3 separate regions of the Homo sapiens genome follow, and regions 2 and 3 are each linked to region 1. The links are chromatin loops, found by intact Hi-C in ENCODE. Cell type or tissue: gastrocnemius medialis. All regions are shown on one strand. Each heading gives the region's core, and the rest is flanking DNA. Links, peaks and the distances in the headings are about the cores only. Region 1 has its middle 6.3 kb from the start of HSD17B10. Region 2 overlaps IQSEC2 (IQ motif and Sec7 domain ArfGEF 2). Region 3 overlaps TSPYL2 (TSPY like 2).

Region 1 (11,325 bases), core at 4,471-6,970:
TCTAGGACAGCTGCTGAGAAGCACAAACCTAAAGAGGCAAAAACATCTTTCATCAGTTCAGGCTTTGCTACTCTCCTCTATCTTTGTCTAATTTAAGTCCAAAAGCCCAGATCACACACTGCAGATTGGACTTCAACCAGAGACTATTATTTAAGACCCAGGTCTTTGTCATCCTAGAACATCTTTCAGGCAGCTTCCAGAAGCTATGTCATTAGAGTCTTGAGCCCAGATATCTAATCTGTCTTCCTTCTATACTTTTCCTCAAACCAAGGTCTTCAGGCCATAAATCTTAGCCCACCATTTCAGCCTCAGAACTGCTTTATGTTTTCTCTATCTGAAATATCTCCCCCCACTTGCTTTCTCACCCAGGAAGATTCCCCTCCAGGCCTTCTAGTTGTTGACAGCCACCACACTCATAATCACTACACCGTATTTACCAAAGGATTTAGCACACCGGTCTCACAATTTTCCTATCTACATGAAGTGCTTCCATCAATTTATAGCACTCTTCATCCGGCCCAATATGCTGTAGCCACAGTGGCCTCCTTTGTGTTCATCTTTGCATTAGCTGCTCCCTCTGCTTGGAATGCTCTCCCCTGATCTTTGCATGACTGCTTTTATTTTTTTTCATTCAGAACTAAGCTTAAATATCACCTTCCCAGAGGGGTCCTCCCTAAATATTCAAACTGTAGCCACCTAGACACTATCCCATTGCATATTTGAATTATCTTCATAGCACTTGCATGTCCGTAATCCATTTTCCAACCTTAGGGCCAGATGTGCTGTGGAATTCAGAGTTTTTTTCAATTTGAGAAAGGAAGACATGTAATTTATATTACATAACTCTTTAAAAAAACTAGTCAAACATAACTTTTTGTATAGTCTATATTATATAACTATTGAGAAAAGCCTGGAGCATCGTAATGAAATATTAATATTTCTGAAGTGAAAGGTATGAAAATTCACACCAAGTGTGAATAAAGACTATAAATAGCCTCACACTACTTCAGGTCAGGTTTTGTCATCTATTGAGTTTGGGCTCCAAAGTATGAAAAAACAACCTTATGCTTTTCAGAAGTTTTGGCATTGCAGGATTGTGCCTACAGGCTTGTGAGCCTGCATGCTCCGCTAACCTGGCCTTGTTTGTGTAGTTCTCCCCCTGCTGGAAGGTAAGCCCCATGGCACCAGGGGCTTGTCCAGCTGGTTCACCTAATGCCGAGAACACTGCTTGGCGTGTACAAGACACTTAAAACAAATGTGTGAAATAAATGAATTAATGAATTAATCTTGGAAGAATTTCCAGGCACAGTTTCATGATTCTTTCACCTGCCCAACTCCGGGAACCTTCACCTCCTCTCTACTTTAACCACCTGTCCAGGCCACCTTATTGCACTTGTCATTCCCTGGAATAACCTCCTGCCCTCCCCAGCATCTACACACCATCTTTTCTCTCTCTGACCATGTTCTCGAGTTGTCTTGGATCTCTTCCCCTCTACCGCTTTTTTTTTTTTTTTTGAGATGGAGTCTCCCGCTGCCCAGGCTGGAGTGCAGTGGCGCATCTTGGCTCACTGCAACCTCCGCTTCCTGGGTGCAAGCAATTCTCCTGCCTCAGCTTCCAGAGTAGCTGAAATTACAGGCATGGGCCACCACGCCTGGCTAATTTTTGTATTTTTAGTAGAGATGGGATTTTACCATGTTGGCCAGTCTGGTGTTGAACTCCTGACCTCAGGTGATCCGCCCTGCCTCAGCCTCCCAAAGTGTTGGGATTACAGGCATGAGCCATCGCGCCCAGCCTCAGCTCTATTATTTACTAGCCGAATGACCCTGGACAAGTTACTTAACTGATGTGCCTCAGTTTCCTCTTCTGTAAAATGAGTATAAACAAATGACTATTCGTAGGGTTGTTAGGAATAAATGAGTTAACAACTATGTATTTAAAAAGGACTTGGAACAGTGCTTGGCCTTTAGCAAGAGCTATATAAGTGTTAGCTATGGTTACTCTTCAGAGCAGTGTTTCTCATCCTTTTCTATGCTACGGACACCTATGGGAGTCTGGTGAAGTCTTAGGAACCCCTTCCCAGAATAATGCATGCGTCCTATAAGTAGGATTACAAAAGAAACCAATTATATTGGGGTACAATTTTCAAAATAAAAGGAAACGCACCTGTAATGTAGTAATATATGTGCTTCTTTATTAACACATTAAATAGCAAGCTCTATCAACAGGTCTAGTGACAACCATGATTTTTGAAATAGTGATGTTATTTTGAGAGATATGCAACAACCGTAATAATGAAAATCTGATCTCTCTTAGTGTCAAAGTCACAGGTGCTAATATTACTGCAGTTTGTTACCCACATCCCCTGGAAGGATATGCTATATTTCTGTTAGTAATAGTGAAAATAATGATGCAATTTCCCCTCTATCCAAGTCCATGGGCTCTTTGAATTCTATTCACTGACTCCTCAGGGGTCTTTTGGATTGTGGGTTAAGAACTGTGTTTAGAGGGAGCTCTCTGAACTTCTTCTGGTTCTGAGGGCTGCACAATTAAAAGAACTGTTTTTAGAGCAAACGGAAGCCATTAGTGAATACTTCTCTCTTGCCACCTCCAAAATTGTCTCTACCCACCCACACCATCCTTTCCTTGGGTCTCAGAGATGTCCTGTTTAGGGCTCACCCTTCCACTGGGTTTTGTGTCCCAGCCCCTCCCACTTTCTTGGGGATTTCTGCTACTGAGCATCCTCTCTCTTGATTGCACGCACCTCTGTCTCAAAACCATTAGAAAATAGGGAATAGGGGCTGAGTGCAGTGGTTCACGCCTGTAATCCTAACATTTTGGGAGGCTGAAGCAGCAGGATGTCTTGAGCCCAGGAGTTTGAGACCAGCCTGGGCAACATAGCAAGACCCTGTCTCCACACACACAAAAAAATAGGGAATAAAGTGATGTCAACCTTTACACGCACATACTCAACAGTTTGGATGCATGTCTCATGGGAACCTGAGGGCCAGAGGTGCGCAAAGGGGCCCAGCAAGGACACCAAAACAAGCAACACGCAGCATTGTGTCAAATTAGCCCTGCCAGGAAACAGAGAAGAATAAAGGTGGTCTTTACTCCTGGGTGGTCTTCACTCCTGGGAGATAAAAACCACAAGATAACCCATTTAACTCTTGTGGGCACCTGCAGTTACCTCTGCAAAGACAGAGCTGCACTGGTTCCAGCTGGCTCTGAGGTGACATTGACAAATATAAAGAATCCCAATTATATCATCATCTATGTGAGGGGAAAAGAAGAACCCCAAGTGATGATTATACAGAGCCTGTCATTTCTGAGTGAGCTGGGGCACAATCTGAATGATTGGTTTAAACGCTGAAGGACTGCAGGGGACATGAAAATTACTGTGGCGAGCGTTTGAGAGGATGCTGAGGACGCATGTTGGCTGAGTGTTTGCCACTTGAATAAATGGGGCTGATGTCTGAATGAACCTGAAGGATGACAGCCTCAGGTTATGGTGACTTTACCGTTGCCTAAATCAACTGTAATTTTTCAGGCTTTGTGTAATCAGACCTTTCTGGCTGCATTTGACATATTCATCACTTGCTCTTCCTAGAAACTCCCACTTGGCTTCCAGGAAGCCTGACTCTCCTGGTTTCTTGTACTCCCCTGATTGTTCTTTTGTCTCTTCCCTGGGTTCTTTTTCTTCTGCCCCCTCTCTGGGGAGCTTATCCATCTCCTGGTTTCAATACTCCCTCTCTGCTGAGGACTTCCCAGTCTCTACTTTGAGCTCATCTTCTCCACTGAACTTCAGAATCATATAGCAAATAATTTGCTGGCCCTCTACACCAGATGCCCTAAATTAAACTCAATCATTGCCCCCTAAAACTGCTGTATCTCAATTGGTTGCAGTACTAACTTCCCAGACACCCAAGCCAGATCCTGGGACTCACGCCCTCTTCACCCCATCTAAGCAACTGCCAAGTCCTGCTGATTTAACTCCTACATACTTTTTGGATCTGGCACCTCCTCCCACCTACTTTCCTATTATCACCATCCAAAATCTCTTGCCTGTACAATTGCAACTGGTCAGACTCCACTATTGTTGCTCTTAAAAGGATCATCCAAGAAACCAGCAGAAGCCTCTTCCTAAAACCCAATTTTTATTGTTACCCACTTGCTTTCAAACCCCTTCAGTGCCCCCTCTTCACTTTTTTTTTTTTTTGGAGGGAATCTTGCTCTGTCGCCCAGGCTGGAGTGCAGTGGCACAATCTCGGCTTACTGCAGCCTCCACCTCCCAGGTTCAAGCCATTCTCATGCCTCAGCCTCCCGAGTAGCTGGGACTACAGGCGCCCACCACCACACCCGGCTAATTTTTGTATTTTTAGTAGAGACAGGGTTTCACCATGTTGGCCAGGCTGGTTTCGAACTCATGACCTCAGGTGATCTGCCCACCTCGGCCTCCCAAAGTGCTGAGATTACAGGCGTGAGCCACCGCGCCCGGCCCCCACCTCCTCACTTTTAAGGCTTTCCATAATCCGATGGCTGCTGGCTAACTTCGGCCTCTATAACACGACACTTTCCAGTAACAACACACTACTTGATACCCCCACAGTAGTGTTGCCAGATGAGGTATAGGATGCTCAGTAATTCAATTTGAATTTCAGATAAAGATGAATTTTTTTTTTTTGAGACAGAATCTTGCTCCGTCACTCAGGCTGGAGTGCAGTGGCACGATCTCAGCTCACTGCAACCTCTGCCTCCTGGATTCAAGCAATTCTCCTGCCTCAGCCTCCCTAGTAGCTGGGACTACAGGCGCCCACCACCACCCTCGGCTAATTTTTGTATTTTTAGTAGAGACGAGGTTTCATCATGTTGGTCAGGCTGGTCTCGAACTCCTGACCTCAGATGATCCACCCACCTCGACCTCCCAAAGTACTAGGTGTGAGTCACTGTGCCCGGCCGAATAATTTTTTCATATAAGTAACCCCATGCAATCTTTGGGACATGCTTATATTGTAAAACTATTTGTTATTTATCTGAAATTCAGACTTGTGGGCACCCTGTATTTTTATTTGCTAAATGTGGCAACCCTACCCCACAGATAACCCCCAGGATGGTGCGATGCCCTTTCTGAGGGTCCCACAGCTCTGAACCAACACTTACCCACCTGAGAGACTGAGGATCTATTCTGATCTCTGTATTCTTGCTACGCAACACAGAGAGCCTGGCATAGAACAGATGGCAGTGTTTGCTAAGTGAATGAATGCATATGTGTGACATAGCAATAAACCTGTATCTTCCGGTGGAATCAGTAAGTGTTGTGATCAGTATACGGTGTCAGTTCCGCTTATATCCACCTTCCTTTCACAGTCTTGGAAAAATCACCTCATGGTTTACACATCCCCCCCAGCAGGTGAGCTAGAAAGCCAGGAGTCATCTGTAGACTTAGGGAAGCCATTATAGGACCAGTTGGGTTTTCTGTTTTTTATTCAGAGTTGGGAGGAACGGGAGGGAGACGACCATCTTCTGGCGATATGAAAGTCGAGAAAGGCAAACAGGAGGGGAGCAAGAGAGGAAAAGAAGAGGATGTGAAAAGCCCGAAGGAAGGCAGGAGAGCAAGCAGGTAGGAATAAAGGCGAGGAAGCGGGAGCCAGCTGGCACCACAGCGAGGAGTGACAGCCGCCGGCAGCAGGGGCCGGGAGCTGGGAGGAGGGAGGCTCAGGCAAGCCGCGCTGAGCCTTTCTTCTCCTTCCCGGACTCCTCACCACCCATCCTGCTAACCAAGGGCCTCCACCTTGCTCGTCGTCAGAGGCAGACAGCCAGGACTTGGCCCTCTTGGGCTTCCTAGCTCTCCAGCCCGGGAGTTAGACTAGTTTTCCAACTCCCCCGGCCCCAAATCGGGAGGACAATAATGCCTTCCGCTCCGCGCCCGCCAAGGTCGAGTTAGGAAAGACTTGGAACAGAATTAAACGGCTTTGGGGAAGATGAGTCAGCCGGGCGGGGCTGCAGCTGCCAGTGAAACCCCTGCCAGTGTGATTGGGCAACAACCAGAAGTAGGGGGCCCGCGGGGTGGTGGTGCCATCTCTTAAAGGCAGTTTATGTAATAAGTCTTGATCGCGCACCCACTAAAGGGGCGGCTTTGGGGTCAGCCTCAATTTCCTCCACTGTGAAGTGGGAATATGAATACTTGACTTATCCGAAACGAATCATGTCTGCAAGGTGCCTGGGCTATAAAAAGCGGTCAGTCAGTAGTCAGGGTCGTGCTTAGTGCAGTGCCCTCCACCCTAGGCCACTTTCGCCATGTGAGACTGTCCCAAAGGCGGGGATGTGGGGTGCAGTGGGGAGCCCCTGATCGGGCACGGGCAGAAGACAAGTTCTTTTTTTTCTGCCACTTCCAGGTGAGGAAGAAAAGACGCCTGCTCCGGAACCAAGGGTTGGGTGGCGATGTACTGGCCTCACCCGCTTTAAGCAAAGTCACCTTAGATTTACCATGTTTGCTATTCACTCATTCATTTTCTTTATTAGAGGGACTGCTGATTAAACGGAAGGACTTACACTAAGACTCCAGTACGAGGCTGTACTATAGACCTGACCGAGTGAGCATGAGAAGACGAGACCCGGCAGAAGGAGGGCGACAGCGGGCACCGAGATCCACAGGTCCAGAGTCTAGTCGCCACCCACACCCTGTCTTTTGGGAGCGGTGCGCGCCATCTGCGCATGCGCTCCCCATCCCTGCCAGGTCCCCGGCGGGGTCAGCCGGCTGGCTGGTGGAGGTGCTACCCGCGCATGCGTGTCCTGCTCACAAGGCGCTCCCAGTGCGGTTGGAGTGTCTCCAGTGGAGCTGGCAGTTGGGAGGACGGAGGCCCGGCCCATAGCGGGTGGCTGTTAGGAGGTATGGATAAAGGACCTGTGTATCTTGGTGCCCGCTGTCGCCCTCCTTCTCCCGAGGTCTCGTCTTCTCACACTCACTCGGTGTGTGACAGCGACAGGTCACAGAGGGCGGTAAAGTGCGGCGCCCTTGGGGCGGTTTCGTCTGGCGCGGAGTAGAGGTGGCCGGCAGTTGTGGTTGCTCCTTTCACCTGGACTCACCTGTGTGGTCCCCTGGCAGGGACTAAAAACCAGAAGACGGAGGGGAGTGAATGTGTTTGACTCGGAGGAAACCCCTCTTGAGCCTGCCCTCACATCCTTACAAGGGACCCAGTCTGAGGTCCAGTCGTCCCCAAACCATCTACTCCCCCACCACCCCCTTCCCTGACTAAAGGCTAAATTTGGGCGGTAACCACGCCCTACCCTATCCCCTTGGAGTCCTTCAGTCAGCTCCAAAGGCCCACCCCACATTCTGGGGGCCTCTGAGTCAAAAAGGAGGGTCCATTGGGCAGGGTGGAGTTGAGGAACCTGCTGTGGAGATGTCTCTGGCCTGGGGAAACCACTGCTTCCTCATCTGCCACTGAGACTGAGGAAGACCCGCAGATGGGCCTTGGCAAGCACCCAGAAGAATAACTCCAGACCACCATTCAGGAAGTTAAGACAGTGGGAGATTGGGTTAATGACCTTGACCCCAGACCCCTGTAAGCAAAGGAAAGGGAGCCTCTGGCTGCTCCTTCTGCAGATGGTAGGTTGAGGCTTCAGGGACCTTAAAACCTAATGGTTCTTATGAATGAGAAACATTCATACCCAGTAGTACTGTTTAACTCACATACCATGTCTCAGGATCTGTTGTGAGCATATTAACTCTTATTTACTTATTTATTTATTTATTTATTATTTTATTTTATTTTTTTGAGACAGAGTCTCACTCTGTCACCCAGGCTGGAGTGCAGTGGCTTGATCTCAGCTCACTGCAACCTCTGCTTCCCGGGTTCAAGCAATTCTCCTGCCTCAGCCTCCCAAGTAGCTGGAGTTGCAGGTGCGTGCCACCAAGCCTGGCTAATTTTTTTTTTTTTTTTTTTGCTATTTTTTTAAGTAGAGATGGGGTTTCGCCATGTTGACCAAGCTGGTCTCGAACTCCTGACCTCAGGTGATCTGCCCCTCTTGGCCTCCCAAAGTGCTGGGATTGCAGGCATGAGCCACTCTGGTCAATTTTTGTATTTTTAGTAGAGACAGGGTTTCACTATGTTGGCCAGGCTGGTCTCGAACGCCTGACCTCAGGTGATCCACCTGCCTCAGCCTCCCAAAGTGCTGGGATTACAGGCATGAGCAACCGCACCCGGCCCATATTAACTCTTTTTTGTTTTGTTTTGTTTTTTGAGACAGAGTCTCGCTCTGTTGCCAGGCTGGAGTGCAGTGGCACGATCTCAGCTCACTGCAACCTCCACCTCCCGGGTTCAAGCGATTCTCCTGCCTCAGCCTCCTGAGTAGCTGAGATTACAGGCATGTGCCACTACGCCTGGCTAGTTTTTGTATTTTTAGTAGAGACGGGGTTTCACCATGTTGGCCAGGATGGTCTCGATCTCCTGACCCTGTGATCCGCCCACCTCGGCCTCCCAAAATGCTGGGATTACAGGCCTGAGCCACCGCGCCCGGCCATATTTACTCTTAGTCCTCACAACAACCCTATGAGGTAGGCATTACCATCCTCCTCGTTTTACAGATGAAGAAAGTGAGTACTGAAAAGTTAAGCCACTTCCCAAGTTCTCACAACTAGTCAGAAGCAAAGCAGGACTTCAAACTCAGGCAGTCTGGCTCCAGAGTCTGCACTCTTTTGAACACAAGTGATACTGCTCTGGGGAAGAGAACAGATAAGAGAGACCCAGTAGAGGTCAAGATTGGAACTCATTTCCTAAGCACCTTCTCTCACACTATTTCAATCTTCCAAATGACCCTGTGAGGGATGAATCTGAGGCAAAGAGAGGTTACATATTTTTAAAGAAATATATTACTCATGACACTTATTAAAGATGGTAGGGCCAGGCTTTATTCAAGGCCATGGCGACAGGTATGCAGACCACTGCAATGGGGTCTTGCAGTGGGAGAAAGATTGGACTCAACTCTAAGTCCAACAATGACAAGTGGAGATTTGTAACCAAGGAGCAGGGTAGGGTCAGTGGATGAGAAACTACTAAGAGGAAACATCTAGGACAAGGGGTTTCTGGCTAAACTGACTTGATAGGATTATTGCTGAAGGCAGGCCAGGATGATAAGAATCCAGGGTAGTCAGATACCAAGGGTGGGAAATTTCCCCTAAATTGACTTAGCAGGATTCTTGCTCAAACTAGATTCAATAAGGATAGAGAGAGTCCTTATAAGGACCTTTATAAGGACAGGTCAGGCCTAGTCAAGCAGAGTACATGGAGGAGACTGACTAAGGTTTTGGTCAAAGGAGACAGTCTTTGTCAAATATCTTGCCCAGCTGGGCAAGGTGGCACATACCTGCAATCCCAACACTTAGGGAGGCCAAGGTGGGAGGATCGCTTGAAGCCAGGAGTTCAAGACCAGCCTGGGTGACATAGCGAGACCCCATCTCTACCCCAAAAAATGTTTTGGGATTTTTCGAGACAGGGTCTTGATCTGTCACCCAGGCTGGAGTACTGTGGCGCAATTTTGCCTCACTTGCAGCCTTGACCTCCTAGGTTCAAGTGATCCTCCTGCCTCAGCCTCCAGAGGAGCTGGGACCACAGGTGTGCACCACCATGCCTCGCTAATTTGTTTTTTTTTTTTTTGTAAAGAAGGGGTCTCACCATGCTGTCCAGGCTGGTCTTGAACTCCTAGGCTCAAGCAATCCTCCCACCTAGGCCTCCCAAAGTGCTGGAATTACAGGAATGAGCCACTGCATCCGGCTACAAAATTTTTTTTTTTTAATCTTGCCCTAGGTCACACAAGTAGTAGTTGGACCAAGTTGATGAAGCAGCCTGACTCAGGCAACACATTAGTTAACCAAGACAAAAGATGAGATGAAGATCCAAGGTCTCTTCCAGCCTTGGGGCCTTTCACTACATGCATTTTTTTGTTTTGTTTTGTTTTGAGACGGAGTCTCGCTCTGCTGCCTAGGCTGGAGTGCAGTGGCGTAATCTCAGCTCACTGCAATCTCTGTCTCCCGGGTTCCAGCAATTCTACTGCCTCAGCCTCCTGAGTAGCTGGGATTACAGGTGTGGGCCACCACGCCCAGCTAATTTTTTTTTTTTAATTTTTAGTACAGACGAGGTTTCACCGTGTTGGCCAAGCTGGTCTCGAACTCCTGACCTCAGGTGATCCACCCACCTAGGCCTCCCAAAGTGCCGGGGTTACAGGCGTGAGCCACCACGCCCGGCCCACTACATGCATTTTAACAAACATTTATTTGTTAATTCAGCAGATGTTTATTATGCTGGGTGTTCTCGGAGGCACTGAGGACTCAGCAGTGAACAAAATACACGTGGTCCCTGTCTGCAACTCTCTGAAGGAGGGTGAAGGTAAAGAAACACAGCCAACATTAGTTAGTGGTAAAAACCGATTTTATTCAGTAACTACTGACAGTAGAGGAAAGAGCTGAGCTTCATTCTTATTTGCACAGAGGTGACTAGGAGTTTTGTTTTTTTTTTGAGATGGAGTCTCACTCTGTTGCCCAGGCTGCAGTGCAGTGGCACGATCTCGGCTCACTGCATCCTCCCAGGTTCAAGTGATTCTCCTGCCTCAGCCTCCCAGGTAGCTGGGATTACAGGCACGCACTTTGGCCTCCCAAAGTGCTGAGATTACAGGCGTAAGCCACTGCACCCGGTCCATGACTAGGAGTTTTATTTTTTATTTTTATTTTTATTTTTTATCTTTTGAGATCTTGCTCCGTTGCCCAGGCTGGATTGCTGTGGCGGGATCTCAGCGCACTGCAAACTCCGCCTCCGGGTTCATGCCATTCTCCTGCCTCAGCCTCCCAAGTAGCTGGGATTACAGGTGCCCACCACACACCTGGCTAATTTTTTTTGTATTTTTAGTAGAGACAGGGTTTCGCCGTTTTAGCCAGGACGGTCTCGATCTCCTGACCTTGTGATCCACCCCCCTCGGACTCCCAAAGTGCTCAGATTACAGGCGTGAGCCACCGCGGCCTCATAATGGTAAACTTTTCTTAGAGCTAAGGAAGAAGGTGGTCAGGACCCATCCTTGTCAGGTGTTGGCTAGGACGAATGATAACACTCTTTTGACAGCCCTGAGCTTTTTCAGACTGGAACTCAAAAGGGAGCTGGGCTGCCCCCAAGCGGTAGCCTTAGGCTACTAGAAGCTATGACAAAGTTTGGTCAAGTCTCTTAGTGCAGGGATTTGAATGCAGTGTTTCTGCATAGAGTTTGTGCAGCTTGAGGGGGAGTGTGGAACCAACAATAAACATGTAAATGACTTTCAGGTAGTGATATTTGAAGACAAGG
Region 2 (8,071 bases), core at 341-2,840, 160 kb before region 1:
GTGTGACTTTGGGTAAGGCCCTTTCCCTCTCTGGTGAGACAAAGAACCTACACTTTGGTGCCTGGTAAAGCTGGGTACAAGTCCTTGCCCTATCACTTTTTAGCTGGGTAAGCCCTCTGAAGCTCAGTTTGCTCATCTATGGAAGAGGAGTGGAAATTCCTACCTCACAGTTCTTGTAGGGATTTGGTAGGTAGACAAAGTGTGCACATGGTAAATAGTCTCAGCCTGAACCTGAGAGAGTCTGTCCCTTCTCCCAGAGAGGCAGAGGAGACCCATGGGAAGCCTGTTTGTTTCAGGGATAGTGAGGAAGATTTCTAAGAAAATATCCCTGAACCTGGGACCACTTTTGGAATTCAGTTACAGCTGAGCATGCTGAACAGACTCAGATGATGACCCACCAGAGGCTGAAGGGAGGAAGGAATGAAGGGTGAGGAGCCTGACCCAGCCACGGGACACTGGCAGGGCCTTCATGCATTTATTCGACAGATACTGTGGCCCAGGCACTGTCCCCGGTGCTGGATACAGCAGTGACTACAGGTAGACAATGTCCTGCTCTCATGGAGCTTATATCCAAGTGAGAAGAGACAGACATTCACCAACTAATGCAATTCAACTGAGCAAAAAGTAGAGATGGCAGGAGGAGAGCATTCCAGGCAGAGGAAACAACCTGGACAAAGGACCTGAGGTGGTATTTCCAGCAAGCACGAAGAGACTGACGTGGCGGGGTGGGAAGAGCACAGGGGAGAAAGGTGAGACTGGAGATGGAGGTGGGGGCCCAGCATGCAGAGCCTTGGAGGCCTCTGTCGGGGTTTCCGTATCTATAGGAAGAGCAATTTGGAAGCCTGTGGTTTGGGACAGGCATGTGGGGTGGGGAGTATCTTTGAAGCCCCTAAAGTTGTATGAAAAGCATTAATTTCTGGGGAGAACATCTCTAGCTTTGATCAGATCCTCGGATGGGTCTGTGATCCCAAAGGGTAGGGAAGCTTCTTATATGATTCCATTCACTAAGTGCCCATGATGAGCTGGTGGCAGGCATCCTAGAACCTTCTGTGAGCTAGCCCCTACCCCATACCTCCAGCTAGTCTCAGCCTTCCCCCCACCTTCAACCTGCACCCCACCCAGACAGAAGCACCTGCAACTCTCTCAGCTACACTCTGCTGCTCCAAGCCTTATTAAAGAGAATGTGTGTCAAATGCTCTGTAATAGTACCTCTGTTGTCCCGCTGTGCCCCCACTGTCATCTCCCCACCTGGCTGGCTCCCCCTTGTTCTTCAAAAGTCAGCTAGATGTTGTGCCCTCTGGGAACCTGCCTTGACCCCACCCAAGCAGGTTGGGTCACCTCCCTTGTGTCCTTCCGCCCTGCTCTTTTCTCAGCCGGCTTCTCTCAACACTGTGTTCAGATGCCTGCTGCCCCTTCTCTGTCGGGAGCTCTGTGAGAGCTGTGTCTTGTTCATCCCAGTGTCCCCAGCACTCAGCACCGGGCACCTGGTCACACATGGTGGGGGGACAATGGACAGAGGTGGAGGCTGCAAGGTGGGCCAGTGGACACTAGAGGGCACTGTGGCCACTAGAATCCCAGCCTGCTGTTGGCCAGGCCGACCCAGGAGGCTCCCAGGCCCACAATTGTCACATGGAAACTGTTACTGGGTCCTGCAGCTCCTCAGCTCTGGACTTAAGCAACCAGGGCCACAGTTCCAGCCTCCCGATAAACCTTCTGCTCCCTTTCCAGATGAGACCGTTTCTCATGACAGTGCCATCTCACTGCAGATACTCCTTTAGTTCTTCACAAACGTGGGTGCCAAACACTCTTCTCGCAGTTCTGGCCTGCAACACTCTTCACTTCACTTTGCCCCACCCAACCCCTCCCCTGGCTAACTTCTACTCATGCTCCAAGCTTCCACTTAGATGTCAGCTTGGAGAAGCCTCCCTGGCCCTCAGGCTGGGTTGGGTATATTTCCGTGGTGCTCCCACAGCACCCTGCACTTCCCCTATAATTGTCTGTAATTGTCTGTCTCCTTGTCTATTTCCTGACCAGACAGTGGGCTTCATCACAGCAGGGCTGTTACTCACCACCCTATCAGCCACATTTAGCAGCATCTGGCACATTGTAGGCACTCAATAAATCCTTGAATGAAGGAATAAATGAATGGATGTGTGGATGGACAATTTGGGGCAAGTCATTTTACCTCTCTAGGTTTCAGTTTCCCCACCTGTAAGTCACCCCTACTTGGCAGGGTGGCCACAAAGATTAAAGATAATGTGTCTCCAGTGCTCTGTAATAGTACCTGATATTTAGCAGACATTTTCTGACTCAAAGCAATTATTACTATTTGGAACAGTGAGAAAAGGGCAGGGGGAGGAGTTGAAGGAGACTGCCCAGAACCTGGGATAATCTCTCTCACTTAGGTTTACCATTTAGATATGGAAGATGGCTTTAATAGCAATCATAAAACTATCAATTTTATTAAAAATAACAGCACCTGCTGTGTGCCAGGCCAGAGTCAGGAGGCCTCTGAGGAGGTGATGGGAAGCCCCTAGTCTCGGCCAGAGGATGCGAGGTCAGGGCCAAGGCCAGAGCTGTGGACATCGCTCCTGTGTCTGGAGAACAGTCATTACTGGCACAGCTGATTCCTAACTCTTTATTCATAGGTGAAAACTTGTCTAAGGGGTCATTAGTTCCCTCTGTAATTAATGTAAAACCTGCAGGGTTTGTATTAGTGGAAAAGTAAGCTCCAGCATCAAGCTGATAACATTGATAATGTGTACTTGTAATTATATACTGGAGGTAACTATAAATTCAGTCACTGAACTCATAAAATATCAAAATTCCTGAGGCCACCAAGAGCTGGGTAGCAGCTGTACCATCAGTAGCTTTATACCAGTTGTTCTGAGGTTATGAAAAATTACCACAAGCTGGTAGCAATGGTAATATTCACTGTACATTTAAAAGCTTTTTCGGCATAAAATAAGAGGGCACTTTTAGACAAAACAGCATGTTTTGATGCAAGGATATGGAACTTGAAAGCACAGTGAGCAAAGGTCATCTTGCTATAAAATAGGAACCAAAAACAATCTTACAAGTGTTTGCCTCTGAGCCGACCAGCTCTGACCTCACTTGGGTACACATAAAAACTGTGCTTACTGCAGAAGAAACAAGAAGTACCAAGTGTTTTCTCTCTCTCCTCTCATCCAATTCTGAGGGAATCAATTATCTCACACGGCCCCTTGCTGCCTTGTGTTACCACAGGCTGGAGGATCACTGCAGTCCAATGGCAGGAGGGGCAGATCCTGAAGCTGGAAAAGGTCACATAGCTTCCAGGTTGGTGGCCATGTCAGGCCATGGGCAAGCAGAGGAAGCTGGTCCAGAGAGAGAAGTCCATGAAAAAGAGATGATAGGCTGGGCGCGGTGGCTCACACCTATAATCCCAGCACTTTGGGAGGCCGAGGAGGGGGGATCACGAGGTCAAGAGATCGAGACCATCCTGGCCAAAATGGTGAAACCCCATCTCTACTAAAAATACAAAAATTAGCTGGGTGTGGTGGCACACGCCTGTAGTCCCAGCTACTTGGGAGGCTGAGGCAGGAGAATCGCTTGAACCCAGGAGGTGGAGGTTGCAGTGAGCCAAGATCATGGCATTGCACTCCAGCCTGGGCGACAGAGCAAGTATCCGGCTCAAAAAAAAAAAAAAAAAAGAAAAAGAAAAAGAAAGAAAGAAAGAAAAAGAGATGACAGGGACCAGGCAAGCCATGAGAGATGGAGAAAGATGAGACATGGGCCCAGGAGATGCAGACAGCGAGACAGCAACCTTGGTCCTCGACTTCCTGGTCCCACTTCCAGTTGGTGTGAGGCCTGGCTGTTTTTCATTAACTGTTCTTAGATTCTGTGAAATGTAGCCTCACAATAGTCCCCTCATTAGCCCTTTATTCTTGAGCTAGCTTGAGTGGGCTTCCGTTCCTCACAACAAAGTGTACCCAGACTAAGACAAGTGAAAATTGGGAATGTAAGTGCAGGGTTTGTGTAAGCAAAATCGCATAAAGAACACTTAGGTAGAGAGGGGTGAATGCAATTGTCCAGCGTTTGTGTTTGTTCACCCAGAAGCTCCCTGGTTCCCTGACACTTGCAACCACAGCCACACGCTCCAGCCACACGCTCACACACACTGACATTCAGTGGCACACAGCAACAAACGCAGCAGCAACCAGATATGGTTCTCTGCAGACCCCCTGACATGCAGGGCCACGCGCCAGCATGCAGTGTTGCACTTTGCTCTTCACAGCCACGCTGCCATGCAGCAGTGCACACCCACATGCATAAACACAGAGGTGCTGCCCGTAAGGCTCAGGGCAGGAGTCGAAGCTTCACTGAGCTCTGTGCAGCCTCCCTCCCCAGCTGCCAAGTGACTCATCCCCAGGGCTGCTAATTAAAGCCAGGACAGAGGGGACAGAGGCAAGGGGAGGGGAAGAGAGAGAAGGCAAGTTTATTTCGGTGCCAACCAGGCACTCAGCCAGCTTAGGGGTCACCCACTTCCTGGGGCTGGGCCAGGCGGCGGCAGAACACAGAGAGGAAGGGGAGGAGAAGAGAAACCTCTTACCCCTTCTTGCCCTTCTTTAGCTTCCTGGAAAGTTACCTCCTCCTCTCTCCCACTGTCAAAATCCAGCTCTGACTCCTCTAGACTTCTGTCCTCACAAACTGGCTGTCTACACCATCATCACGCTCCCATTTGGGCTGGCCCGAGCTGGCTCATCTGTGTCTGCAGCAACCCCAGACTGTGAAGCAGTAAGTGGCAAGGTTCCAGGCAAAGGAAGTGGTAGGAACAGGGCAGGGTGGGCAACCGGGCTGAGCCAAATGGGAGGCATCATGGGAGGTGATGCAGCTGGATGGCTCTGGGGATGGGTAGTGTCTTGGACATGTGGATGGGGGAGCCACAGACGGTTCATGAGGTCTTGGCCATCCCAGATTGCCAAGAGGTGAAAACAAGAGATTATCTAATCCAAACTCCTGTAGGACAGATTGGAGCACTGAGGCCCACAGTGGGAGGCTCCTCCTCCCACTTCTCCTCCAACTGCAGTGGCTCCCGTTGCCATAGGGACGTCCCTGTCTCCGCGGGTGTCAGCGGCTCCCCCACCCCCTCCCTCCTTCCCTAGCAACAGGCCACCTCCTCCTGCTTTCATCCTTGCGTGCCTAGCAACCCCAGCCTGGTCCCCAGGGCCAACAAGTTCAGGCTGACCCTCACTGCAGCAGTGCCTCTAGGCCTGGGCCCCCTCATCTTCTGGTGAGGGCCTCATCAGGCCCGTCCTGCCCTCTCTGTTTTCAAGTTCTACACTTGTTCACATTCTTCCAGCCTGACTATATAGCATATGACAATGGATTGGGTTAGGGGAAAGCAGAGGACACTACAGTTTGTTGCACCACTATTTCACACCAAGCATTGCTTTACTTTAAGTTCTCTCATCAACCCAGAGAAGTCAAGACTATTGTTTCCATTTTACCCATGAGAAACTAAGAACCAGAGAAGTTAAGTGATTCTGCAAAGAGTGCACAGCTAGGAAGCAGGCTCTGCTGCTAGCTAGCTTTGTGACCTCGAGCGATGGCCAATCCCTCTCTGGACCTTGGCTTAAGGTATCTTTAGGTCAGATCTGTGACACTTCTCAGGGACCCACAAGAAGTCCAGGCACCTTTCTCTGCCCATGCCTACCCCCCACCCCCATCACCAACTGTTCAGCTCTAATTAGACGCCACACTTCCTCTGGCACCCCATACTTTAGAAGCCCTCAGGCCTGGGTCATGCCAAGGGTGGCTTGCAATCTACCGACTCTGCTCTCTCCTTGCTATTCAGTTCCCATAAAAGCCCAGGCCTAGCGCCTCTCCTCGGTGTTTCTTCCACCTCCCTAGCCCTTCCCCCTCCACACACACATGAAGTTTATTAGATGAGGAAACTGGGGCTCCAAGAGACAAACAGATTGTCCAGTCACACAACTAGAGAGCAACCCACCCCCCAAATGGAGGCCTGTGCATGGATCCAGTGTTTCTGCCCTTCCTAGGCCACAGAGCCTCGCCTCTCTCCTCCAACTTCCCCAGCTCCCCACTGATGACAGAAGGTCGCTGTGACCCAGTCCTGACCCGCGTTCTGACCTTACTGCTCTTTTCCTGCCTAGATCTTCTATTTTAGCCCCACGGATGGCTCCCTGTCTCTAAACCCACCCCCCTCGCTTCCCTCCACAAGCTGATCCCACCTCCGGGGACACCCTCCTTATGCAAATCTGCACGGCAGTCCCCGACAGCCCTGCTCAGACGCTGCCTGCTCCAGCAAGCTCTCCTTCACCCTAACTGGAGCGAATTCAAAAATTTACAAGTAGGTCCCTACCCAGCCCTGGTTGCAAGTTCAAGTTGCCTTCCCACCATGTTGTCAAGATATTGCCCCATACACGCCATGCTTTAGCCCCTTCCCATAGCCTGAGTTTGACCCTCGCTTCCCAGATGCTGACTCCTCTAGGCCCCTACAGCCTCCTTGACTCTGGGCCCAGGATGGATGTCAGGAAGCGTGTCTGAATAAATTAAATGCTGGCTTTGGAATCAGACAGCCCAAGGCACTGACTCTCTCAGAACCTCCTTCTCCTCATCTGTAAATCAGGGATTGTAATCCATGCCTATTAGGGCTGTTGTGAGCATTAAATAAGATCATATTCCAAGTTGTTAGTATGTGAGGAACAAATGGTGATTGCTATAATTGCTAATATTAGGATGAGGATGAGGATGATGATTATTATCTGCCAGGCTGTCGAGAGCTCCCGTGGTGATGGTATGGGTAGCACTCTGGGTTGGCGCCAGGCAGACTTGGGTTTGAATCCTGGCTCAGGATCCATATATTAGCTGAATCCACATATTAGCTGCCTGGCTGCAGGCAAAACCCATAACCACTGTGAGCCTCAGTTTCCTCAGCTGTAAAACAATGATGATAAGGCCAGCTCAGGTTCTACCTACAGTGTCACTGGGAGGATCAGACAAAAGAAAGTCCCTGACAACTTCTGTAAGTTGTAAAGGCCCAAATGTATATCATCACATGACTTATGATTATGCTCGTTATTAAATGTCCTGAGCTCTAGGTCCCAGGAACTTCCTTGCTGGGAAGAGCTGAGAACTAGAGATGTTTTCAATCTTCTTCTTCAACAAGTAGCAGGCACATCACCGGGGATGCTTGCAGGAGCCCCGTGCTCGGGTGGCCTCTCTCCAAACCCACGGTGGGACACTGAGATCTATTCCCTTTGCTAGACAGGTGCCTTCCTAAGTGCTAGGACAAGCTGTGCCCATGACATGCTCCTTGGCTGCATGCTAGGACTAATTATGTCTTGTCACAAACCCCTTTCCTGGACACTGGGACTGATTGCATTAAAGCTGGCCTCAGCATGTGTTTATCCCACAGCCCCATTCTTGGCTCTGGGTATCCGTGTGTTTACCCCAGATCCCCTGTCTGGGGTGCTAGAACAGAGTGTGTCTCATTAGACACTTTTGTCTGTATGCTGGCATCCTCTGTCCCCAGCCCATATCCACTGCCTGAATGACAGGACCAGGGCTCCTGCATACAGTCAGGCAAGCTGTGCCTTTCACAAAGGGTCACAGCCAAAAGGATATGAACAGGGGCTGATATCCAACCCGTGCTATGCTCAATGGAGCCACTCAGAGGGGGTGCCCTTGAAAGGGACATCTTTTTCTATTCTTCACAAAGGTGCCAATTATGCTACTGGCAGCCGTGGCTGGGAAAGACTGTACCCATCTGTGCCTCTGCTGCCTGGGCTCAGCTCAGCTCAGTGGCCTATCCCATAGCCCCCAGCCTGGATGTTAAGGCTGAGTGGGTCCTATCCTGAGCACCCCCATCATTCCTATATAATCCCTATACTTGACACCTCTGCCTTCATGAAGCTTCTGATGGGGTAAGGCCTGGGAAATGCACAAAGGTCCCTTGTCTTTACCTTTACCCAAGTTTTACTCCTGCCTCCCCAACTGGCAGATTGAGCACATCTTTAAAACTTACTATGTCTACCAATGGGTCAGTAACAACAATAACAACAACAAA
Region 3 (6,712 bases), core at 1,601-4,100, 350 kb before region 1:
CTTTTATGGAGGAAAGAAAAAGCATTCTGAGCAACTTTTTAAACAAAGGAAGTCCAGTGAACATTTAACTTAAAAATGTAACAAAACCCCAAAAAATCATTTTAGTTCTAGGTGATGGATAGATGGTTGTAACAGCAGAAGATGAAGAGTACACAGAGATAGGAGACAGTGGGTGGAAAACTGAAAAGGACACTTCACATCGAGGTGGGGGAGTGGCAAAACACAGTGCATTTCAGCACAGTCTGTACCCGGCCTTGGCCTTTGGCGCATTTCCAGGCTTGTGTTGGGAGCAGAGCATGAAGTGAACAGTGTGCTCTCTGAGTCCAGAAAAGGGTGCAGCCAGTTCTACCTCAAGAATCGGGGTGGGGGGGGTGGCGGGGGAAGAGCTAGAGGAAAAAGGTGACATTTGAACTGGAGGATGCATTCACACTGAGGAGCTTTATGGAGCATTCTCCGTGGAGTGGATCATCTGAACAAGGACCTGGAAGGGTGAAAATGCATCGTAGGTTGGGCAGGGTTTCCAAAATTATGTCCTGAGGATCACTCACCAGATCTGAAAGCTGCTTCCCACAAAAGGTTTCAGTGGTCGTATATGTTGGACAAGTACTGCATATAGTAATACCCTCTTGTAGAGTCACATTAGCACCTTAAAGGCTCTGAGAATAACACGAGAATTATAAAGGTGCTGAGAAGTACTCAGATGGGAGGTGGAAGGGGCAGGAAAATCAACTACTCTTCGGGTTTTTTTGGCTATGGGGTCCCTGGCAAACTTCCATTGAGGGCAAGGCCAGGGCACTAAGGGAAGAGGAATGAATGTGGAGCCTCAATCTAGACATGTTCAGGTAGGAGAGAGAAACAGGGATTCTCAGTTCTCTTCCCCTCCCACCTGATGGCATCTCTTTTCTCAGAAGGGGAGGCAGAGCTATCTGCCCAGCCCTGAGGGTGGGAGTGGGGGTGGGGAATTGGGTTGCAGAACACAAACTAGGGCCTCTTTGGATCAGACTGGGGGAGAAAGCGAGGAAGCTGCCTGGAGATGAATAGGTTTATTCAGCTGAGGTCAGAGCTCAGGAAGAGACACACATTGAGGAGTACAAGGGGGAGAAAAAGCTACTATCAGAGATGTATCAGTTTTGACAGAGGCAGGGATCCCACACTGCCTTCCTGCCTCCCTCCATCTCCCTCTCATTCTGTGGGCTTGCTTGAGTACACCCACACACACTCTTGGCTGTTTGTTCCAAGCAGAGGCGCTGACAAGTTGTCCCAGGCCGCTAAAAACCCTGGCTATGGTCTCTGTTCCCTTTTAGAGTGACACCTATCTGCTCATCTAACTGCCTTCCTCCATTTCCCCTTCCTTGCTTCTCCCCTATGCAGGCATCCAGCAAGATGAGGACATCTATGAGGAAGGAAACTATGAGGAGGAAGGAAGTGAAGATGTCTGGGAAGAAGGGGAAGATTCGGACGACTCTGACCTAGAGGATGTGCTTCAGGTCCCAAACGGTTGGGCCAATCCGGGGAAGAGGGGGAAAACCGGATAAGGGTTTTCCCCTTTTGGGGATCACCTCTCTGTATCCCCCACCCACTATCCCATTTGCCCTCCTCCTCAGCTAGGGCCACGCGGCCCCACATTGCACTTCTGGGGGGTGACCGACTTCGTACACGGGTTTAAAGTTTATTTTTATGGTTTAGTCATTGCAGAGTTCTTATTTTGGGGGGAGGGAAAGGGGGCTAGTCCCCTTCTTTTGGCCCTCCGCCCCCGCAGGCTTCTGTGTGCTGCTAACTGTATTTATTGTGATGCCTTGGTCAGGGCCCCTCTACCCACTTCTCCCAGTCAGTTGTGGCCCCAGCCCCTCTCCCTGTGCTGTGTGGAGTGGACACCCTGACCCCCGAAGCGGGGAGGGCCGCTGTGGCCTTCGTCACAGCCGCGCAGTGCCCATGGAGGCGCTGCTGCCACCTTCCTCTCCCAAGTTCTTTCTCCATCCCTCTCCTCTTCCCGCCGCGCCGCTAGCCCGCCTCGGTGTCTATGCAAGGCCGCTTCGCCATTGCGGTATTCTTTGCGGTATTCTTGTCCCCGTCCCCCAGAAGGCTCGCCTCTCCCCGTGGACCCTGTTAATCCCAATAAAATTCTGAGCAAGTTCAGAGTGCCGCTTCGAGTCTTTTGTTTAGCCTGGTGCCCCGGCCCCAGCGGTCAGTTTCCCCCAGGCCCACACGTAGCCGCCTGGCCTACGCAGTATCCTGCAACATGCTAGTTGCGGGGGTTTGGCGGGTGGGGGGCGAGCTCCGCCAGGCCGCAGAGGCGTTGCGTCAGACCAATGCGGATCATCCTGGCCAATGGCAGTGCGAGGCTGAGGAAGCCCCTCCTTCTCCTGGCGCCCGCAGCGGACCCAGCCAGGTAGCGAAGGGCTTCCCACGCCTTCCCCTCTGGCGCATGCGTGTAGAGACATCCTGCGTCCTAGAACATCCATTTATCAGTGATTCATCTTTTAATTTATAGTGCGTCAAACCTTTCCTCGGGCCTAGAGTGAGCGGGGCGTGGGGAGCCAAAGGAATTCATTTTCCTCATTCGCATTTAGTAAAAATAAAACACGACTTCGGTCCGGATATCACAACCCAATTATGCAGGAGCGCTCTCTTGCCTTTGGGAAGGGGTGCAGAGTCCCTAGAGCTGGGCTTGGGGGAGAAGGCAGAAAAGATAGCTCAAGCAGAGAAGTATCCGTAGAGATAAAGGAAAAACAAAGGGGAATTAACTATGTAACTGTGCGAAGGGGTGGAAACGTAGGGAGTTGGACATCTGAAAAACAGGCTTTATCCGGGAGACCTTGGAAAGGCTGAGTTATATTAAATTTAGATACATAAATTTTATCTCGGTGGGCGCCAGGAATATTTCCCAGATTTGTTCTGGATCACAATAACTTTTATTCAGACATCCGAGTCGGTCTTTTATAACATATCTCCCGAACTTTCCATCCAACGCCTTTATTTTGCTGGAAGGCTTCAGATATGGTTAGATTTGCGTTTTAGAGAATGCCCTCTGCTGGCTGCCAGGAGAACTGACTGGAAGGAAGGACAGCAGTAAGGAAATAGACGCTAGACCTCAGGTGGGATTGGCAAGATGGGGGCGGATATGAGAGGTTTTTAAAATAAACTTAATTTCAGAACAGTTTTAAATTTACAGAATTATTGTGAAGATAACAGAGAAGTCCCGTATGTCCCACAGCCAGTTTTCCTTATTAACAGTTTACATTTCTGTGATACATTCGTCACAATTAATGAACCAATATCAGTACATTATTATTAACTAAGGTCCATACTTTATTCCAGTTTCCTTAGTTTTAACTTAATGTCCTTTTTCTGTTCCAGGATTCCATCCAGAATAGCACACTACATTTAGTCATCTTGTGTCCTTAAGCTCCTCTTGGCTATGACACTCTCTCAGGCTTTCCTTGTTTTTGATGACCTGGAGTCATTTGAGGAGTACTGGTCAGATATTTTATAGAATGTCCCTTAATCAGGATTTGTCTGATGTTTTCTCTCATGATTAAACTGAGGATATGAGTTTGGGGAAGGAAGACCACAGAAGACAAATGTCATTCTCACTAGATCATATCAAGGGCATGTACTATCAATGTGATTTATCACTGTTGATGTTAACTTTGATCACCTGGCTGAGGTAGTGTCTGTCAGGTTTCTCCACTGTAAAGCTACTCCTCTTTCTCTTTTTCCATGCTGTACTCTTTGGAAGGAAGCCAAGTAAGCGCAGCCCGTGCTTAGGGAATGAGGAGTTATGCTCCATTTCCTTGAGAGGGAAGTATGTACATAAATTAATTGGAATTCTTCTGCAAGAGCAATTTGTCTATTCTATGAGAGCTTTTAAGATGTTGGACTCCACAGGCTTTAGATATGGAAGGAGAGGGATTCAGAGGAGTCAAGATGACTGCCAGGTTGGTGTGAGACCTTTGGCAAGGCCCCTTCCCTCTCTGGGCCTCCTCTGTGAGATGGTTGGAATACCAGATCCTTGACATGTCTCTCCAATGATTCTGATAAATGTTTTGGGGGGGACAGGATGGAGGCTTTGATGTGCTGTCAGAGGTGGGCAGGGAGGACTGAGGCCCAGAAAGGGGAATGTCTTGCCCAAAGTAACACAATACCTCGAGGCCAGAGCTGAGAGTGCAGGATCCCAGAGAAAAGAGACATCTACATGCAATATCTGGAGCCAACCCCAATGAGTATGCGGTGAAGAGGAGGGGAGGGGAAAGCAGCAGGGGCAAAGGCAATGGAGTAGGCCGGAGTAGGCCAGAAAGAGGTCAGCCTGCCAAAGGATCCCAGCCAATCAGAGCCAGAGTAGCCAGTCTGGTTACTCTTGCCTCAGTCTGCCCTACCTCACAACATGACTCTCCTTGTCCTCTCTAGAGGGCCTCAGTTTTCCTATCTATAAACTGAGGCTTATCGTGCAGGGGGATCAGTCCAGGAGAAGCAACCTGCCTAAGGTCTCAAGACAGAGTCTAGCCTTGAAGCAGGTCTCTGAAGTCTGGCCTTCACTGTGCTCTTCCCTGATTCCTCTCTGTCCCCCCAATCAAATCCCCAGCCCCTCATCCTGGCATTTGAGACTCTTCTTCACCCACCCTGTTAGAGAGGGCCTCTGGTCTTCATCTTCAGTGATGCTCTTAAGAGTCAATCATAGTATTCTAGTATAGTTGGCCAGGGTGCTCATGTCCTCGGCTGAGCCATGTGAGGACAGGATGTTCTTTGCCCAGAGTAACATCTTGTTCCCTGTGCCCTCACTCTTCAGTCTGGACCTCCGAAAGAGAGGGCTGTTCTAGGTCTTTAAGGTCACATCTAGCTCCAAGATACTGTCTTCGCTGAAGGCCAGAGAAGACAGGCCCCATTGGCTGAGACCTTAAACAGAAACCAGGAGGATGAAGAGTCATGGGCCCAATGTGCCCTAGGGCCTGTTCCCATGTTGAAACTACTTGTCTTCATATGCTTCCTAGCTTGCCCTCGCTCCTTTGCAGCAGAGGGCCCTGCTCCTGGGTGGGAGGTTCCTGGGATTTCCTGGGACCAGACCTTTAAAGTGCCACCTACTTCTGTGAGTAGAATCGGATTGGCAGGGACAAAACTAGATTCAAGAATGTCCCTCCTTAGGTGACCCAAAGGGCTGGCACTGGCTCCCCCAGTTGGGGGTGTGCAGGATGGTTGGGAAGGAATCCTATTATTCATTCAGTAAACACTTATGAGTACTTACTGTGTGCCTGAAGTACTGAACTGGGTGATAGGGATACAGCAGGGAAACAAGATAGAGCAAGTCTTTTTTTTTTTTTCTTTGTTGCCCAGCCTGGAGTGCAGTGGCACAATCTCCGCTCACTGCAAGCTCCGCCTGCCGGGTTCACGCCATTCTCCTGCCTCAGCCTCCCGAGTAGCTGGGACTACAGGCGCCTGCCACCACGCCCGGCTAATTTTTTGTATTTTTAATAGAGACGGGGTTTCACCATGTTAGCCAGGATGGTCTCGATCTCCTGACCTCATGATCAGCCCGCCTCGGCCTCCCAAAGTCCTGGGATTACAGGCGTGAGCCACCGCACCCAGCCAATAGAGCAAGTCTTTTTCCTCCTGGAGCCTAGAGTTCAAGACAAATATTCTTAATATTTTTTGTGCCATGGACCCCTTTGGTGATCTAGTGAAGCCTAATGGGACCTTTCTTTTTCTTTTCTTTTCTTTTTTTTTTTTTTTTTTAGATGGAGTCTCACTCTTGTTGCTCAGGCTGGAGTGCAATGGTGCGATCTCGGCTCACTGCAACCTCCACCTCCTGGGTTCAAGCAATTCTCCTGCCTCAGCCTCCCGAGTAGCTGGGATTACAGGCGCCCGCCACCACGCCCGGCTAATTTTTGTATTTTTAGTAGAGACAGGGTTTCACCATGTTGGCCAGGCTGGTCGGGAACTCCTGACCTCAGGTGATTCACCCGCCTCCGACCTCCCAAAGTTCTGGGATTACAGGCATGAGCCACCATGCCCCACCAGACCTTTTCTCAGAAAAAAAAAATTGTTTAAATTCATAAAATAAAATATCTAGAATTACAAAAGAAATTGATTACATTGAAATATAGTTATTAAAATATGGAAAAAGCAAATATGTGCTATAGTATAATCGTATATGTACTCCCCATTAATCCATTAAATCATAAGATTTAATGGAGGGTCTAATGACTATCATGATTTTAAAATAATGATTGAAATTATATGATTTTCAAGAGATCTGCAACATCTATAATGTGATATGAAAATCTCTGATTTCTATTAGTGACAATCAGTACTGCTACTACTGCTGCTACTATGCCTAGTTACATTCTTTATTGAAAAATGCTAAATTTCAGTTAGAGGAGAGGGAAAATAAAGATGTAATTTTGTTTTATTTTTTTGAGACGGAGTTTCAATCTTGTTGCCCAGGCTGGAGTGCAATGGTACGATCTCAGCTCACGGCAACCTTCGCCTCCCAGGTTCAAGCGATTCTCCTGCCTCAGCCTCCCTAGTAGCTGGGATTACAGGCATGTGCCACCACGCCCGGCTAATTTTGTATTTTTAGTAGAGATGGGGTTTCTCCATGTTGGTCAGGCTGGTCTCGAACTCCGACCTCAGGTGATCCGCCCGCCTCGGCCTCCCAAAGTGCTGGGATTACAGGCATGAGTCACTGCGCCCGGCCATAAAGGTGTAAATTTGTTCC

The links. A loop is a pair of places that touch in the nucleus more often than their neighbours do. Peaks named below come from ENCODE experiments on the same cell type or tissue, not always from the same donor. Only the 100,000 strongest peaks of a DNase experiment are listed, where the experiment ranks them.
Region 2: it touches region 1 in a loop (4-fold over the local background); 18 of 110 quality-filtered maps call a loop at or near these places.
Region 3: it touches region 1 in a loop (5-fold over the local background); 3 of 110 quality-filtered maps call a loop at or near these places.

What each region holds. Positions count from the first base shown.
Region 1 is chrX:53,435,026-53,446,350 of GRCh38, forward strand. No RefSeq gene overlaps it. Among named protein-coding and RNA genes, the nearest start is that of HSD17B10, 6.3 kb to the left of the region's middle. In gastrocnemius medialis, for the core only: no CTCF peak of the experiment used is centred there; DNase peaks (open chromatin) are centred at 5,986 and 6,776; H3K4me3 peaks cover 1,616 bases; H3K27ac peaks cover 1,843 bases.
Region 2 is chrX:53,283,266-53,291,336 of GRCh38, forward strand. The region is part of intron 2 of IQSEC2 (IQ motif and Sec7 domain ArfGEF 2); the gene reads right to left. Among named protein-coding and RNA genes, the nearest start is that of IQSEC2, 34 kb to the right of the region's middle. RefSeq lists an enhancer at 4,846-5,737 and a silencer at 4,942-5,236. In gastrocnemius medialis, for the core only: a CTCF peak has its summit at 1,546 (motif pointing right); a DNase peak (open chromatin) is centred at 1,576; H3K27ac peaks cover 1,354 bases.
Region 3 is chrX:53,086,405-53,093,116 of GRCh38, forward strand. It overlaps TSPYL2 (TSPY like 2), which reads left to right. Exons shown (of 7, transcript NM_022117.4): 7 at 1,372-2,136. The coding sequence ends at 1,535. Among named protein-coding and RNA genes, the nearest start is that of KANTR, 4.4 kb to the right of the region's middle. In gastrocnemius medialis, for the core only: a CTCF peak has its summit at 3,031 (motif pointing left); DNase peaks (open chromatin) are centred at 2,377 and 3,037; H3K4me3 peaks cover 1,085 bases; H3K27ac peaks cover 2,313 bases.